Linked DNA regions of Homo sapiens: region 2 is linked to region 1. A link is an interaction called in ENCODE POLR2A ChIA-PET data of the cell type or tissue named here. Cell type or tissue: A673. All regions are shown on one strand.

Region 1 (8,000 bases):
AAGTGAAATAAGCCACGCAAAGAAAGACAAATACCACATGGTCTCCCTTACGTGTGGACTCTAAAAAAGTCAAACTTACAGTGGGGTACGGTGGCTCACACCTATAATTCCAGCACTTTGGGAGGTGGAGGTGAGGAAACTGCTTGAGCAAGACCACGTCTCTATGCAGAATTTAAAAATTAGCCAAGTGTGTTGGCATGTGCCTGTAGTCCCAGCTACTTGAGAAGCTGAGGTAAGAGGACAGCTTGAGCCCAGGAAGTAGAGGCTGCAGTGAGCCAAGATCACGCCACTGCCTTTCAGCCTGGGTGACAAAACAAGACCCTGTCTTTAAAAAAAAAAAAAAAAAAAAAAAAGGCCTGGCACAGTGGCTCACACCTGTAATCCCAACACTTTGGGATGCCGAGGCGGGTGGATCACGAGGTCAAGAGATCGAGACCATCCTGGCCAACATGGTGAAACCCCATCTCTACTAAAAATACAGAAAATTAGCTGGGCATGGTGGCGTGCACCTGTAGTCTCAGCCTGAGGCAGGAGAACTGCTTGAATCCAAGAGGCGGAGGTTGCAGCGAGCCAAGATTGGGCCTTTGCACTCCAGCCTGGTGACAGAGCGAGACTCTGTCTCAAAAAAAAAATAAATAAATAAGTCTAACTTATAGAAAAAGAGAGTAGAATGTTGGTTACCAAAGGCTAATGTTGGTTACTGAAAAGTAGAATGTTGGTTACCAAAGGGTTGAGGGAGAGAGGAAATGTTGGGTCAAAAGGTATAAAGTTTCAGTTAGATAGAGGGAAATGTTTTGAGATCTATTGCACAGCAGGGTAACTACAGTCAATAATAATGTATATTTCAAAATAGCTGAGAGTAAATTCAAATATCTTAACATGAAAAAGATATGATATATGTTAATTAGCTTGATTTAATCATTCCATATTGTGTAAATATATTAAAACATCACATTGTACCCTATAAATATATACAGTTATGATGTCGATTAAAAATAATATAAATTTTTAAAATGTCTTTAAAACATTAAAAAACTTTGTAGTATCACAAATAAAACAGAGGGCAATTCTATACTCATATACTTTTGATTAAAACAATGCATTTAAAGCATTCTCAGTTAAAACAGCAAGAATAATCTCATTAAACCTTTTAACCACTCCAGCAGGTACCACTGTTATTCTAATTTACAAAGGAGAAAACTGACAATTAGAAACTTTTCCAAAGAGACCAAAGTAGCTGATGGCTAGGCCAGGTCTAGCAAACATATAACTTGACACATAATAATAGCTCAATAAATGGAAGTCATAATTATTTTTCAACTACTAGATCAATCTCAGGATTAAGAGAGAAGGAAATCATTCTAGAGCCATTTTCTATTTGAAAAAAAAAGTAGAAGAAAATAGAAATATGCTCAAAATAGAAGAGTAGTTGAGTAAAGAAAAATCTTCTGAATGGGAATTAGAGAGTAAAACATATATAATTTTCCAACGCTAAAAGAAAAAAAGACACTATTATATGATCAATCCATAGCCAGAAAGGCAGAAAAAGCAGGAACAGAAACAGATGCATGCAACAGCCTTTTACTAAACCCAAAGGAGACTTTGGATATCTATTATCTATAATCTATTATAGATAGGTAGATAATAGATATCTATATATTATGTATCTCTAACCTGTTATCTCCCTCCCTCTGTCCCTCCCCAAGGAAGACTTTGTCTCTAAAGCATTTAGAATCATATAAAAAATTAACCTTAAATCTAAGACAAAGGGGATATGGATTAAATTAAGCATGTTTAATAATAGTTAAGTTTGGAAAAGTTATTTTATTCCCAGGTGCTTTTAATTCTGAAAATTTGTCTCTAATTGTATATTTATAAATACAGTGGTTAATAATTTTAGTTTCTTCTCATGCTCAGCTATTTTTACATTTTTTAAATAATAGTTTTGTTATATTCTTAATTATCCGTTCCAGAAATATGGCTATCTGGATCACAAAGCCATTTACAAGGTACTGCCATCCATCTGGTAATGGTAGGAGGAAATAAACGTTTTGAGTTCTGACTTTTCAACGTCCACCTTTTATATAAGAACAGAAATGCCAAGCATACAAAAAAGTGTACTGAATGGTGAAAGATTAGAGTACACAGCAGAGGCTAAAGTCTATGTTCCAGGGACACAGTCAACACTTGATAAATGTTTGTTGGCACAGGGAGGGAGGGAGGGAGGGAGGGAGGAAGGGGTAGGAAAAAGAAAGGAGATTCAAAGGAGATAACCACACACAGAAATTCCGAGATGGAAAGGGGAAGTTAAGAAGTTTAATTAGAATGTGTATTTTGTGTAAGTAAGGCAATATGTGCCAAGAGAGGTGTGGTCAAACACTTACCTTAACCCATTAGGGAACAACTTCTTGTAGTCAACATTTATTATACTGATATTGTTTTTAGCAAGGGTTTCAATGGATACTAAACGGCCCACATGCTGAAAACCAGGAGCCACGGACCTGACGTATTGCCTATCATGAGCTGGCAACCAAAAAATCTCTAAGGAGAAACAAGAAGTCCCTCAGTAGATAATCAGCTATCCAGGTACGAACAGCCCCATAGAGAATGGAGGGAGCTCCATTCCAGCACAGGTAGTATTCTACAGAGAGTAGAGAGAGAGAGTCTAGTCCTTGGTGAAAGAGTCAACATGGGCTAGTATTTTCTTTGTTTTGTTTTGTTTTTGAGATGGAGTCTCGCTCTGTCGCCCAGGCTGGAGTGCAGTGGCACAATCTTGGCTCACTGTAAGCTCCGCCACCCGGGTTCATACCATTCTCCTGCCTCAGCCTCCCAAGTAGCTGGGACTACAGGCGCCCGCTACCACACCCGGCTAATTTTTTGTATTTTTATTGTATTTTGTATTTTTAGTAGAGATGGTGTTCCACCGTATTAGCCAGGATGGTCTCGATCTCCTGACCTCATGATCCGCCCGCCTCGGCCTCCCAAGTGCTGGGATTACAGGCGTGAGCCACCGCGCCCAGCCCTGGGCTAGTATCTTCTAATGAACTCTTATAATGGGGCTTTCACTAGGGCTACTCTGGAGCTGAGTTTTCTCATGACCTCTCCATTTACCAGTTAACATCAAGTGTCAAGGGCCTACTGTGTACACAAAGACTCATACAAGCAAAGTAGATTAGTTGATAGATATGGGTGAATAGTGAGAATCAAAAACATCTTTCTGGTTAATGATGTTAAAAATCATCTTTGAGGCTGGGTGTGGTGGCTCATGCCTGTATTCTTAGCACTTTGGAAGGCCGAGGCAAGAGGATCCCTTGAGCCCAAGAGTTTGAGACAGGCCTGGGCAACATAGGGAGGCCCTGCTTCTATTTTATTTAAAAAAAATCATCTTTGAGAGGAGTCATTTCCTGCCAACAGAGATGCTATTATGACTCATCTATGAAATACTTCCATTTGTAAAAAGACTTATAATTGTTTCACTCACAGCACTCCCATATTCTGAGAATTTATGGGATTTGGAACAACTGACTGCCCAAATGCAGAGTTGCTTCTGAAAAACATTACGAGCAAATCTCTGCTCAAATAAGAACCAGCTCTCCTTTCTATATCATTCATCATGCCAAGTCTTCAAAGCCTTAATGTTACCCAGGCTCTTTCTAATGGATCTATGTTGGTGTGGTGCAGGTCACATTAGATAGTTATTACACATATTCCTCTTTAACAGGGTGCTGACATTTCATTTGGTTTGGAATAGCAAACAGCCTCAATGATTTTCCCCACTGAGATAAATTTAACTGGGTCATTCCTAGATTACCACATGTAGCTGTATAAGTAACAATCTTCATTTCCATAGGAAGTAAAATTACTTAAGGATCCCAGGGTAGATGTACAAGGTAGGTCAAGTTCAACTACTGTGCTCCTAGGACATGCTACCCACCTCCCAACCTATGTCATAAATACTGAGATAGACTTACCAGATGTTGCTCGATTTTAGAGGCAAGGATCACGCTTACTACTTGGCGGACAAATGTGTGTCTGAGAGGATGTTTTGGTGGAGGGCGATGAAGATCAAATATCACAAATTTTCTTTCCTTCTCTGCAAGTGTCAATAAATCAGCTAGTGTTGGAATTGACTGATTTCTTGCTCTTTCTTTATCTGCCTCTGATAGAGGTTTCATATTGTAAAATGGCCTGAGCTAGAAACAAATACATCAAAAAATACATAAAAGCACTTTCCAGTTCTCCTACTATGTAGCCACACATCCAGCTCTACCTCAGTTGCTCCATTATCATTCAATCCATCAGGCCCTCTGAAGTACTAATCCTAGAAAACAGGTGACAAGGAGAGAAATAAAATGTAATCATCATCAATAATTACAGTGTTTGGAATGGTCTCTTCTATATCCTACAACCTGTTGTATTTGCACTGAAGGTCATGTTCTTATCCTGACCTTCCTTTCCAGCCTTCTCTCCCATAAGTCAAGATAATACATCCCTTTTCAGTCACGCTGGCTTCCTACATGGGCTCCCGCTATTCTAGTTTTGTGTAATAGGAAGAACACATGCTTTGGCTTCAACTGAATTTAATACCAGCTCTACCCCTCCCTTGACTTCCTTGCCATATCCACTTGTTAAAATCCTACCCTTCAAATGCTATTTCCCTCATGAAGCTTTCCTTTAATCTTCCTGAACTAAAGAGACTTCAAGGCTGGTGCTGTGATCATGCCTTTAATCCCAGCAGGCTGAGGCAAAAGTATCACTTGAGGCCAGGAGTTCGAGGCCAGCCTGGGCAACATAGTGAGACCCTTGTCTCTACAAAAAAATTTTAAAATAGCTGGGTGTGGAGATACATGCCTGTAGTCCTAACTACTAAGGAGGCTAAGGCAGAAGGATTACTTGAGCCCAGGAGTTTGAGGCTGCAAGTGAGCTATGATTGTGCCATTGCACTACAGCCTGGGCAATAGAGTGAGGCCCTGGGCAATAGAGTGAGGCCCTATCTCTAAAAAAATCAATAAATAAAGAGACTTCAATGGCTTTGAAGCCCAATGGCCCATTTTTATGCCTCTGTATGTCTCATTCATATATAGCTAATGTATGTAAAAATAGCTAAGCATGAGAAGAAACTAAAATTATTAACGACTATATTTATAAATATACAATTAGAGACAAATTTTCAGAATTAGAATTTGGACATGTCTTAGTACATTAAAGTTCAATCCTGGCTCACTATGCTTCTTGCTATGCAACCTTGGTAATAAAACCATTTAAATTCTCCAAGTCATCATTGCCCAAATTATAAAATAGAGGAGAGGAAGAATAACCTATATATTTCTTAGGATTATTTTGAAGATTAAATATGATAAAAATATTTACAGGGTCTGGGAGTATGTCTGGTACATAGATAGAAAAGTATACAATTCACATTAGTTCCTTCACTCTCTGCTGACTCTACTGGAGTGTAACTCCCTCTTGGTGGGAACTGTCATACATTCTTTGAAACGCACAGCATTTCACCTAACACATGGGAGAACACACATATGTTTGCTACATTAAATTTAATAGATGGCAACTTTGATAATCACTTGCCATTTTTTAGATCATTTGAGTGAAGGCAGTGATAAAAGGCTACCTCCCAGGAGAAGGAAGTAGCAGAAGGAAGAAGTCACATTTTCTTAAGACTCAAGTAATCTCTCTTTTTCTCTACACAACTTTATCTTCATTCTCTTTCATACCTCTCCTATTTCTTCTTCTTCTTCCTTTGACCTAAATAAGCTGCCTTTTTAAACATTTTTCTCAGGAAAGAAACAATCACATTGCACAGTATCTCCGGAAAATTGCTAGGCCAGAAGGCAGATCATTGCTAGGCCAGAAGGCAGATCTAAACCATGGTTTAGATCTGATTGAAAGCTACAACTAATGGTTTTCTTAATTCTCAGGACAATAGAAATATGCTTCAGAATTCAAGATTTTGTTAGCTACTACCAGACCTAAACCAACTGGTTCACTTAACTATTAAACCTTCTTGTGAGAAAAATTGTTAAAAGAATTTATGGGAAAGACCAACACAAGACCAAAAATTCAAAATAGCAAAGATGGTAAATATTTAATCAATATAAGAGTTTAAAACTAGACTCCAGTAAACTTTAAATAGTATTATGGGGGTAGGCCTAACAGCTGAAGTACATTGTGCCTCTTTAGACTTAATCAGAAAAATAAACTGGAATGGATAAATGCCTGTTTAGACTATATTCAACATGTGATTGAATGTTTTCAAAAAGCCACAGGAAGTAACAAGCTAGAAATGAAAATAAATTTCTGGTCCTCCAGATGAAACATCTGGTTCCTCAAATAAAAATAAGATTAAAAGGTCCTCTGTTCTCTGTGCCTCTGTGTAGACATATTACAAAAAGAAAGGTTATTGGAAGAACCAATGTATAATATTGGTTAAGAAATAGAAAGACAAGTCCGGGCATGGTGGCTCACGCCTGTAATCCCAGCACTTTGGAAGGCCGAGACGGGCGAATCACCTGAGGTCAGGAGTTCGAGACCAGCCTGACCAACATGGAGAAACCCTGTCTCTACTAAAAATACAAAATTTAGCCGGCTGTGGTGGCACATGCCTGTAATCCCAGCTACTTGGGAGGCTGAGGCAGGAGAATCGCTTGAACCGGGAGGCAGAGGTTGCGGTGAGCCAAGATCGCACCATTGTACTCCAGCCTGGACAACAAGAGTGAAACTCCGTCTCAAAAAAAAAAAAAAAAAAAAGAAAAGAAAGAAAGAAATAGAAGGACAATTAAACCTGTCCAATGATGCCACATCAAGGAAACATTCCACTGAATAGACGATTCTGATAAGAACTAACTGTAACTACATGTGAACAACAATACAATTTTCTTTTCTTTTTTTTTTTTTTTGAGACGGAGTCCTGTTCTGTCGCCCAGGCTGGAGTGCAGTGGTGCAATCTCAGCTCACTTCAACCTCCGCCTCCCAGGTTCAAGTGATTCTCCTGTCTCAGCCTCCCAAGTAGCTGGGATTACAGGCATGCACGATGACGCCCAGCTCATTGTTGTATTTTTACTAGAGACAGGGTTTCACCACGTTGGCCAGGCTGATCTCGAACTCCTGACCTTGTGATCCACCTGTCTCGGCCTCCCAAGTGCTGGGATTGCAGGCGTGAGCCACCATGCCCGGCCAACAATACAATTTTCTTGTTGATATGGGCACCACCACATCTACCATTAATTGCATTACTATAAAAAAATCAGATCACCAGAGTACTACAACCACTTAAGTAGTGGGAGTATCTAACAATCCTGTCTTTTTCCATGTCCCAATATAAAACTATTACTTTGAGACCATTGTCAGAAGAACATCTCTTTCTTCTCTATGGCACTTTCCCTGTACATTTATTTATTTATTTTTAATTTTTATTTTTCTTGAGTTTTGTTCTTGTTGCCCAGGCTGGAGTACAATGGCACAGTCTCAGCTCACTACAACCTCCACCTCCCAGGTTCAAGCAATTCTCCTGCCTCAGCCTCCCGAGTAGCTGGGATTACAGGCACCCACCAACATGCCCGGCTAATTTTTTTTTTTTTTTTTTTTAGTAGAGACGGTGTCACCATGTTAGCTAGGCTGGTCTCGAACTCATGACCTCTCCCCTATAAATTTAAATATTAGAGGCTGGGCAAGGTGGTTCACAGCTGTAATCCCAGCACTTTGGGAGGCCAAGGCTGGCAGATCACAAGGTCAAGAGATCGAGACCATCCTGGCCAACATGGTGAAACCCTGTCTCTACTAAAAATACAAAAAATTAGCTGGGCGTGGTGGTGTGTGCCTGTAGTCCCAGCTACTCGAGAGGCTGAGGCAGGAGAATCGCTTGAAGCCGGGAAGCAGAGGTTGCAGTGAGCCGAGATCACGCCACTGCACTCCAGCCTGGCAACAGACCGAGACTCCATCTCAAAAAAAAAAAAAAAAAAAATTAGCAAGCTACTTTGCAAAAAGAA
Region 2 (8,000 bases), 250 kb after region 1:
GGGAGTCTCTTAACACAGAATTGATCAAGCAGAAGAAAGAATTCATGAGCTTGAAGACAGGCTATTTGAAAATAGTCAAAGGAGACAAAAGAAAAAAGAATTTTTTAAAAAAGGAAGTATGATTAAAAAATCTAGAAAAGAGCCTCAAAAGGTCAAACCTAAGACTTATTGGCCATAAAAAGGAGGTCGAGAGAGAGATCTGGGTAAAAAGTTCATTCAAAGGGAAAATAATAGAGAACTTTCCAAACCTAGAAAAAGATATCAATATTCAAGTACAAGAAGGTTATAGAACACCAGGTAGATTTAGCCCAAATAAAACTACCTTGAGACATTTAATAACCAACTCCCAAAGGTCAAGGATAAAGAAAGGACCCGAAAAGCAGCAAGGGGAAAGAAACAAATAACATACAGTGGAGCTCTAATATACCTGACAGCAGGCTTTTCAGTGGAAATCTTACAAGCCAGGAGAGAGTGGCATGACAAATTTATAGTGCTGAAGGACTATACTATTCTATTTATCCTAGAATAGTATATGCAGTGAAAATATCCTTCAAATAATGAAGCAGCCTTATTCAAAATAGCCAGACAAACAAAAGCTGAGGGATTTCATCAACACCAGACTTGTCTTGTAAGAAATGCTAAAGATAGTTCTTCAATTTGAAAGAAAAGGATGTTAATGGGCTATAAGAAATCATTAGAAGCTCTCTCCTATCTCCCCTCCCTCCTCTCTCCTCTCTCCTCTCTCCTCTCTCCTCTCTCTCTCCCCTCTCCCCTCTCCCCTCTCCCCACGGTCTCCCTCTCCCTCTCTTTCCACGGTCTCCCTCTGATGCCAAGCCGAAGCTGGACTGTACTGCTGCCATCTCGGCTCACTGCAACCTCCCTGCCTGATTCTCCTGCCTCGGCCTGCGGAGTGCCTGCGATTGCAGGCGCGCGCCGCCACGCCTGACTGGTTTTCGTATTTTTTTGGTGGAGACGGGGTTTCACTGTGTTGGCCGGGCTGGTCTCCAGCTCCTAACCGCGAGTGATCCGCCAGCCTCGGCCTCCCGAGGTGCCGGGATTGCAGACGAAGTCTCGTTCACTCAGTGCTCAATGGTGCCCAGGCTGGAGTGCAGTGGCGTGATCTCGGCTCGCTACAACCTCCACCTCCCAGCAGCCTGCCTTGGCCTCCCAAAGTGCCGAGATTGCAGCCTCTGCCCGGCCACCACCCCGTCTGGGAAGTGAGAAGCGTCTCTGCCTGGCCGCCTATCGTCTGGGATGTGAGGAGCCCCTCTGCCCAGCTGCCCACTCTGGAAAGTGAGGAGCGTCTCTGCCCGGCCGCCATCCCATCTAGGAAGTGAGGAACGCCTCTTCCCGGCCGCCATCCCATCTAGGAAGTGAGGAGCGTCTCTGCCCGGCCGCCCATCGTCTGAGATGTGGGGAGCGCCTCTGCCCGGCCGCGACCCCATCTAGGAAGTGAGGAGCATCTCTGCCTGGCCGCCCCGTCTGAGAAGTGAGGAGACCCTCCGCCTGGCAACCGCCCCATCTGAGAAATGAGGAGCCCCTCCGCCCAGCAACCACACTGTCTGGGAAGTGAGGAGCGTCTCCGCCCGGCCAGCCGCCCCGTCTCAGAGGGAGGTGGGGGTCAGCCCCCCCACCCGGCCAGCCGCCCCGTCCGGGAGGGAGGTGGGGGGGTCAGCCCCCCACCCGGCCAGCCGCCCCGTCCGGGAGGTGAGGGGTGCCTCTGCCTGGCCGCCCCTACTGGGAAGTGAGGAGCCCCTCTGCCCGGCCAGCCGCCCCGTCTGGGAGGGAGGTGGGGGGGTCAGCCCCCCGCCCGGCCAGCCGCCCCGTCCGGGAGGGAGGTGGGGGGTCAGCCCCACGCCCGGCCAGCCGCCCCGTCTGGGAGGTGAGGGGCGTCTCTGCCCGGCCGCCCCTACTGGGAAGTGAGGAGCCCCTCTGCCCGGCCGCCACCCCGTCTGGGAGGTGTGCCCAACAGCTCATTGAGAACGGGCCAGGATGACAATGGCGGTTTTGTGGAATAGAAAGTGGGGAAAGGTGGGGAAAAGATTGAGAAATCGGATGGTTGCCGTGTCTGTGTAGAAAGAAGTAGACATGGGAAACTTTTCATTTTGTTCTGTACTAAGAAAAATTCTTCGGCCTTGGGATCCTGTTGATCTGTGACCTTACCCCCAACCCTGTGCCCTCTGAAACATGTGCTGTGTCCACTCAGGGTTAAATGGATTAAGGGTGGTGCAAGATGTGCTTTGTTAAACAGATGCTTGAAGGCAGCGTGCTTGTTGAGAGTCATCACCACTCCCTAATCTCAAGTACCCAGGGACACAAACACTGCGGAAGGCCGAAGGGTCCTCTGCCTAGGAAAACCAGAGACCTTTGTTCACTTGTTTATCTGCTGACCTTCCCTCCACTATTGTCCTATGACCCTGCCAAATCCCCCTCTGTGAGAAACACCCAAGAATGATCAATAAAAAAAAAAAGAAAAAAAAAATTAAAGAGACATAAATAAAAAGATATCCTATGTTTAAAAAAAAAAAAAGAAATCATTAGAAGGTACAAAACTCAATGGTAACAGTAAGTACACAGACTATTATAACACTGTAGTCATGTAGAAAGACTAAAAGATGAATCTGTCAAAAATAATAACTACAACATAGTACGATAAGATATAAATAGAAACAACAAAAAGTTAAAAGCAGGGGGATGAAGCTAAAGTGTAGAAGTTAGATGGAAATGGTGGCACACACCTGTAATCCCAGCAATTTGGGAGGCTGAGGTAGGAGGATTGCTTAAGCCTGGGAGGTCAAGGCTGCAGTGAGCCATGATCGTGTCACTGCACACCAGCCTGAGTGATAGAGTGAGACTCTGCCTCAAAAAAAAATAGAAAAGAAAAAAAATAAAGTGTAGAGTTTTTATTAGTTTTCTCTTTGCTTGTTAGTTTATGCAATCAGTGTTAAGTTGTCATCAGTTTAAAAAATGGGTTATAAAATATATGCAAGCCTCATGATAACCTCAAATCAAATACAACAGATACACAAAAAATAAAAAGCAAGATATTAAAACATACCACCAGAGAAAATCACCTTCACTAAAACAAAGACAGGAAAGAAGGAAAGAGGAAAGAGAAGACCACAAAACAACCAGAAAACAAATTTAAAAAAGACAGGAGTAAGTCTTTACTTATCAATAATAACACTGAATGTAAATGGACTAAACGCTCCAGTCAAAGACATAAGAGTGGCTGAATGGATCAAAAACAAGACCAATCATCTGTTGTCTACAAGAAACACACTTCATCTATAAAGACACACATACACTGACAACAAAGGGCTGTAAAAAGCACATGGAAATTAAAAGTTGAGTGTTGCAACAAGGAGTGGGAAACTGAAGAGTCCAGTGAGACTGTGCTAGGGTGAATTCAGTCAATCAACATATTTCACTCATCCCCTACCCTGTGTCAGTCTTATACTGGGTTCTGCAGATACAGAGATGGATCACGAACATTCCCTCCTCTCAAAGAGCTCAAAAGCTAGCCGGGCACGGTGGCAGGTGCCTGTAATCCCAGCTACTCGGGAGGCTGAGGCAGGAGAATCGCCTGAACCCGGGAGGCAGAGGTTGCAGTGAGCTGAGATCACGCCACTGCACACCAGCCTGGGCAACAAGAGCGAGACTCCATCTCACAAAAAAAACAAAAACAACAACAAAAAAAAAAACTCAAAAGCCAGTTGAGGAGACAAACACATATGCATAAATCACAGTACAATATGTTATGACCCATAAAAGGAATTAATTAAATGCAATAGGAACCCAGAGAAGAGAGCAATAATTATGTCTCTGCCCAGGGTATTAGGAGATTAAAAGATGGCATTTGAGCTGAGGTGGGTCTTTTTTTTTTTTTTTTTTTTTTAAAGACAAGGTCTCATTCTGTCGCCCAGGTTGCGGTGGCACAATCATAGCTCACTATAACCTCAAACTCCTGGGCTTAAGGTATCCTCCTTGTTATGGTTTGAATATGTGTCTCTGCCCAAATCTCATGTTCAATTGTAATTCCCAGTGTTGGAGGAGGGGCCTGGTGGGAGGTATTTGGATCTTGGGGGCAGAGTTCTCATAAATGGCTTAGAACCATCCTCCCTTGGTACTGTATAGTGATCTGATCACAAGATCTGATTGTTTAAAAGTGTATAGCACCTACCCCTGCTTTTGATCCTGCTCTGGCCATGTAAGACATTCCTGCTTCCCCTTCACCTTCCACCATGATTGTAGGTTTCCTGAAGCCTCCCAAAAAGCCGACCAGATTTCAGCACCATGCTTCCTGTACAGCCTGCAGAACTGCGTGCCCATTAAACCTCTTTTCTTTATAAATTACCCAGTCTCAGGTATTTCTTTATAGCAATGCGAGAATGGACTAATACACTCCTGCCTCAGCCTCCTGAATAGCTGGGACTACAGGTATATACCAGCATGCCTGGCTAATTTTTTAAAAATTGTGTAGAGATGGTGTCTCGCTCTGTTGCCCAGGTTGGTCTTAAACTCCTGGCCTCAAATGATCCTCCCACCTCGGCCTCCCAAGTAGCTGGGATTACAAGTGTGAGCCATTGCACTCAGTCATTTTTTTGTTGTTTTTTTTTTTTTTTGAGACAGGGTCTCTCTGTGTTGCCCAGGTTGGAGTGCAGCTGCAGTGGCGTGATCTTGGCTCACTACAACCTCCACCTCCCAGGTTTAAGCGATTCTCGTACCTCAGCCTCCCGAGTAGCTGGGATCACAGGCATGCACCACCATGCCCAGCTAATTTTTTTTTTTTTTTTTTTTTTTTTTTTTAGTAGAGACGGTTTCGCCATGTTGGCCAGGCTGGTCTTGAACTCCAGACCTCAGGCAGTCCACCTACCTCTGCCTCCCAAACTGTTGGGATTACAGACGTCAGCCACCATGCCTGGCCTGCACTCAGTCTTGAGCTGGGTCTTATAGGATGAGTTATCCTGAAAAGAAGGAAGAGAAAAAGGACTCACCACCCACAAACCTTACTGAACCGAGAGTGCGTCAGTCGTTTTGAATGTATCATTCCATTTAACCTCCACAACACCCCTATAAAATAGGTATTACTCTCTCCTTTTCACAAGTAAGGAAGCTGAGCCTCAGAAAAGGTAATGATTTGAGCATGTCTCACGATTAGGTATAGTAGAAAACAAGTTCACAGAATTCACTGTAGAAAGTATAAACTGACTGGATGTTGAGTAAGCCAGTCCATTATTTCTGTCATATTTGGTTTGATGTGTTTAAGAATATTCACTCAACAAACACTCAAAAGATTGATAATGCCAATGCTGATGAGATTGTAAGGAAATGAACACTCTCATACAATTTTGGTGGAAGTGCAAACTGACATAAATTTATCGGAAGGTACTTTGACAGCAATTAATAATATTTTTAAAAACATGCATACCCTATGACCCAGCAAAACCACTTATAGGAGTCTATCCTACAAAGAAAAAAAATAGCACAAATACATGAAGTTCAAAAATGCTTACTGCAGCACTGTAACCTCATAAATCTGGAAACAACCTGAATATCTGCTGATAGGTGAATAAGTAAATAAATAAATGATACACCCATACAACTGAATACTATGCAGGCATTAAAGGGAAATGTGTGGATCTCTATGTACTAGTGTGAAAAGATGTCCTTGATATGCTGCTAAATGTAAAACAAAAACAAGCTGCAGGTAATTTGTATAACATGATCCCATTTAAACATTTTTCTTTAGACAAAGAGTCTTGTTGCCCAGGCTGGTATCGAACTCCTGGGCTCAAGCAATCCTCCCACCTCAGCCTCCTAAGTAGCTGGGACTACAGGTACATGCCACTGCACCTGGCCCATTTTTTGTTTCTAAAAGGAACATACAAAGATGTCAGCACACCTGTTAGGATAGCTACTATTAAAAAAAAAAAAAAAAGGCAGAAAAGAACAAGCATTAGTGAAGATGTGGAGAAACTGGAATCCTTGTCCACTGTTGGTGGGAATGGAAAATGATACAGACACCATGGAAAACTATAGAAAATGTTTTCTTTACAGATTTAAAAATAGGGCCAGGCATGATGACTCACACCTGTAATTCTAGCACTTTGGGAAGCTGATGCAGGAGGATCTCTTGAGCCCAGGAGTTTGAGACCAGCCTAATCAATATAGTGAGACCCCCATCTATATACAAAATTAAAAAATTAAAAATTAGGCTGGGCGCGGTGGCTCACATCTGTAATCCCAGCATTTTGGGAGGCCAATATGGGAGGATCACAAGGTCAGGGGTTCGAGACCAACCTGGCCAACACAGTGAAACCTTGTCTCTACTATAAATACAAAAATTAGCCGGTTGTGGTGACATGCGCCTGTAGTCCCAGCTACTTGGGAGGCTGAGGCAGGAGAATCACTTGAACCTGGGAGGTGGAGTTTGCAGAGATCCAAGACCACGCCATTGCACTCCAGCCTGGGTGACAGAGTGAGACTCTGTCTCAAAAAAAAAAAAATTTTTTTTTAAATTAGAGGCCAGGTGCAGTGGCTCACACCTGTAATCCCAGCACTTTGGGAGACCAAAACGGGCAAATCATTTGAAGTCAGGAGTTCGAGACCAGCCTGGCCAACATGGTGAAACCCCATCTCCACTAAAAATACAAAAATTAGCCAGGCGCGGTGGTGCATGACTGTAATCCCAGCTACTCAAGAGGCTGAGGCAGGAGACTCACTTGAACCTGGGAGGTAGAGGTTGTAGTGAGCCAAGATCGCACAACTGCACTCCAGCCTGGGCAACAAAACAAGATTCCATCTCAAAAAAATAAAGTAAAGTAAAATAAAAATAGGATTACCATATTATCCAGCCAGTCCACTTCTGGATATATACCCAAAAGAATTGAAACCAGGGTCTCAAAGAGGTATTTGTATACCTATGTTTATAGCAGCATTATTCACAATTGCCAAAAGGTGGAAACAACCCAAGTATCCATGAAAGGATGGATGAATAAGCAAAATGTGGTATATACATACAATGGAATATTATTCAGCCTTGAAAAGGAAAGAACTTCTTGCACATGCTACAACATGAATGAACCTTGGCAATATTATGCTAAGTGAAATAAGACAGTCAAGAAATACAAACTCTATGATTCTACTTATATGAGATACCTAGAGCAGTCAAATTCATAGAGACAGAAAGTACAACGGTGGTTGCCAGGGGATGGGCTGCAGGGGAGAGAAAGGAGGTTATTGTTTAATGAGCATAGAGTTACATTTTGCAAGGTGGAAAGTATTCTGAAGATGGATGGTAGTGGTAGTTGCACAACAATGTGCATGTACTTAATACCACTGAACTGTACACTTTTTTTTTTTTTTTTTTGAGAAGGAGTCTCACTCTGTCGCCAGGCTGGAGTGCAGTGGCACCATCTCGGCTCACTGCAACCTCCGCTTCCCAGGTTCAAGTAATTCTTCTGCCTCAGCCTCCCGAGTAGCTGGGACTACAGGCGCCCACCACCATGCCTGGCTAATTTTTGTATTTTTAGTAGAGACGGGGTTTCACTCTGTTGGCCAGGATGGTCTCGATCTCTTGACTTCATGATCCACCCGCCTCAGCCTCCCAAAGTGCTGGATTACAGGCATGAGCCACCACACCTGGCCTGTATTTTTTAACTAGAAATAAAAATAGGCTGGGCAAGGTGGCTCGATCTTATAATCCCATCACTTTGGGAGGCGAGGTAAGCAGATCACTTGAGCCCAGGAGTTCAAGACCAGCCTGGTCAACACAGTGAAACCCTGGCTCTACAAAAAATACAAAAAAATTTGCCAGCGTGGTGGTGCACGCTTGTAGTCCCAGCTACCCAAGAGGCTGAGGTGGGAGGATTGTTTGAGCCTGGGAGGTAGAGGTTGCAGTGAGCCACTGCTCTCCAGCCTGGATAACAGAGCAAGAACCTGAAAAAAGAAAGAAAAGAAAAAGAAATAAAAATAAAAACTCAGGCTGAGCTCAGTGG

The links. ChIA-PET counts read pairs that join two places held together with the same protein. Peaks named below come from ENCODE experiments on the same cell type or tissue, not always from the same donor. Only the 100,000 strongest peaks of a DNase experiment are listed, where the experiment ranks them.
Region 2: POLR2A ChIA-PET joins it to region 1 with 11 read pairs; 2 of 35 experiments call an interaction of 5 or more read pairs at or near these places.

Annotation. Positions count from the first base shown.
Region 1 is chr11:77,241,310-77,249,309 of GRCh38, forward strand. It overlaps GDPD4 (glycerophosphodiester phosphodiesterase domain containing 4), which reads right to left. Exons shown (of 17, transcript NM_182833.3): 12 at 3,972-4,193; 13 at 2,385-2,539. Among named protein-coding and RNA genes, the nearest start is that of GDPD4, 56 kb to the right of the region's middle. In A673, no CTCF peak of the experiment used is centred here; a DNase peak (open chromatin) is centred at 3,452.
Region 2 is chr11:77,488,666-77,496,665 of GRCh38, forward strand. It overlaps a transcript of PAK1 not described here. Among named protein-coding and RNA genes, the nearest start is that of PAK1, 19 kb to the left of the region's middle. In A673, no CTCF peak of the experiment used is centred here; no DNase peak of the experiment used is centred here.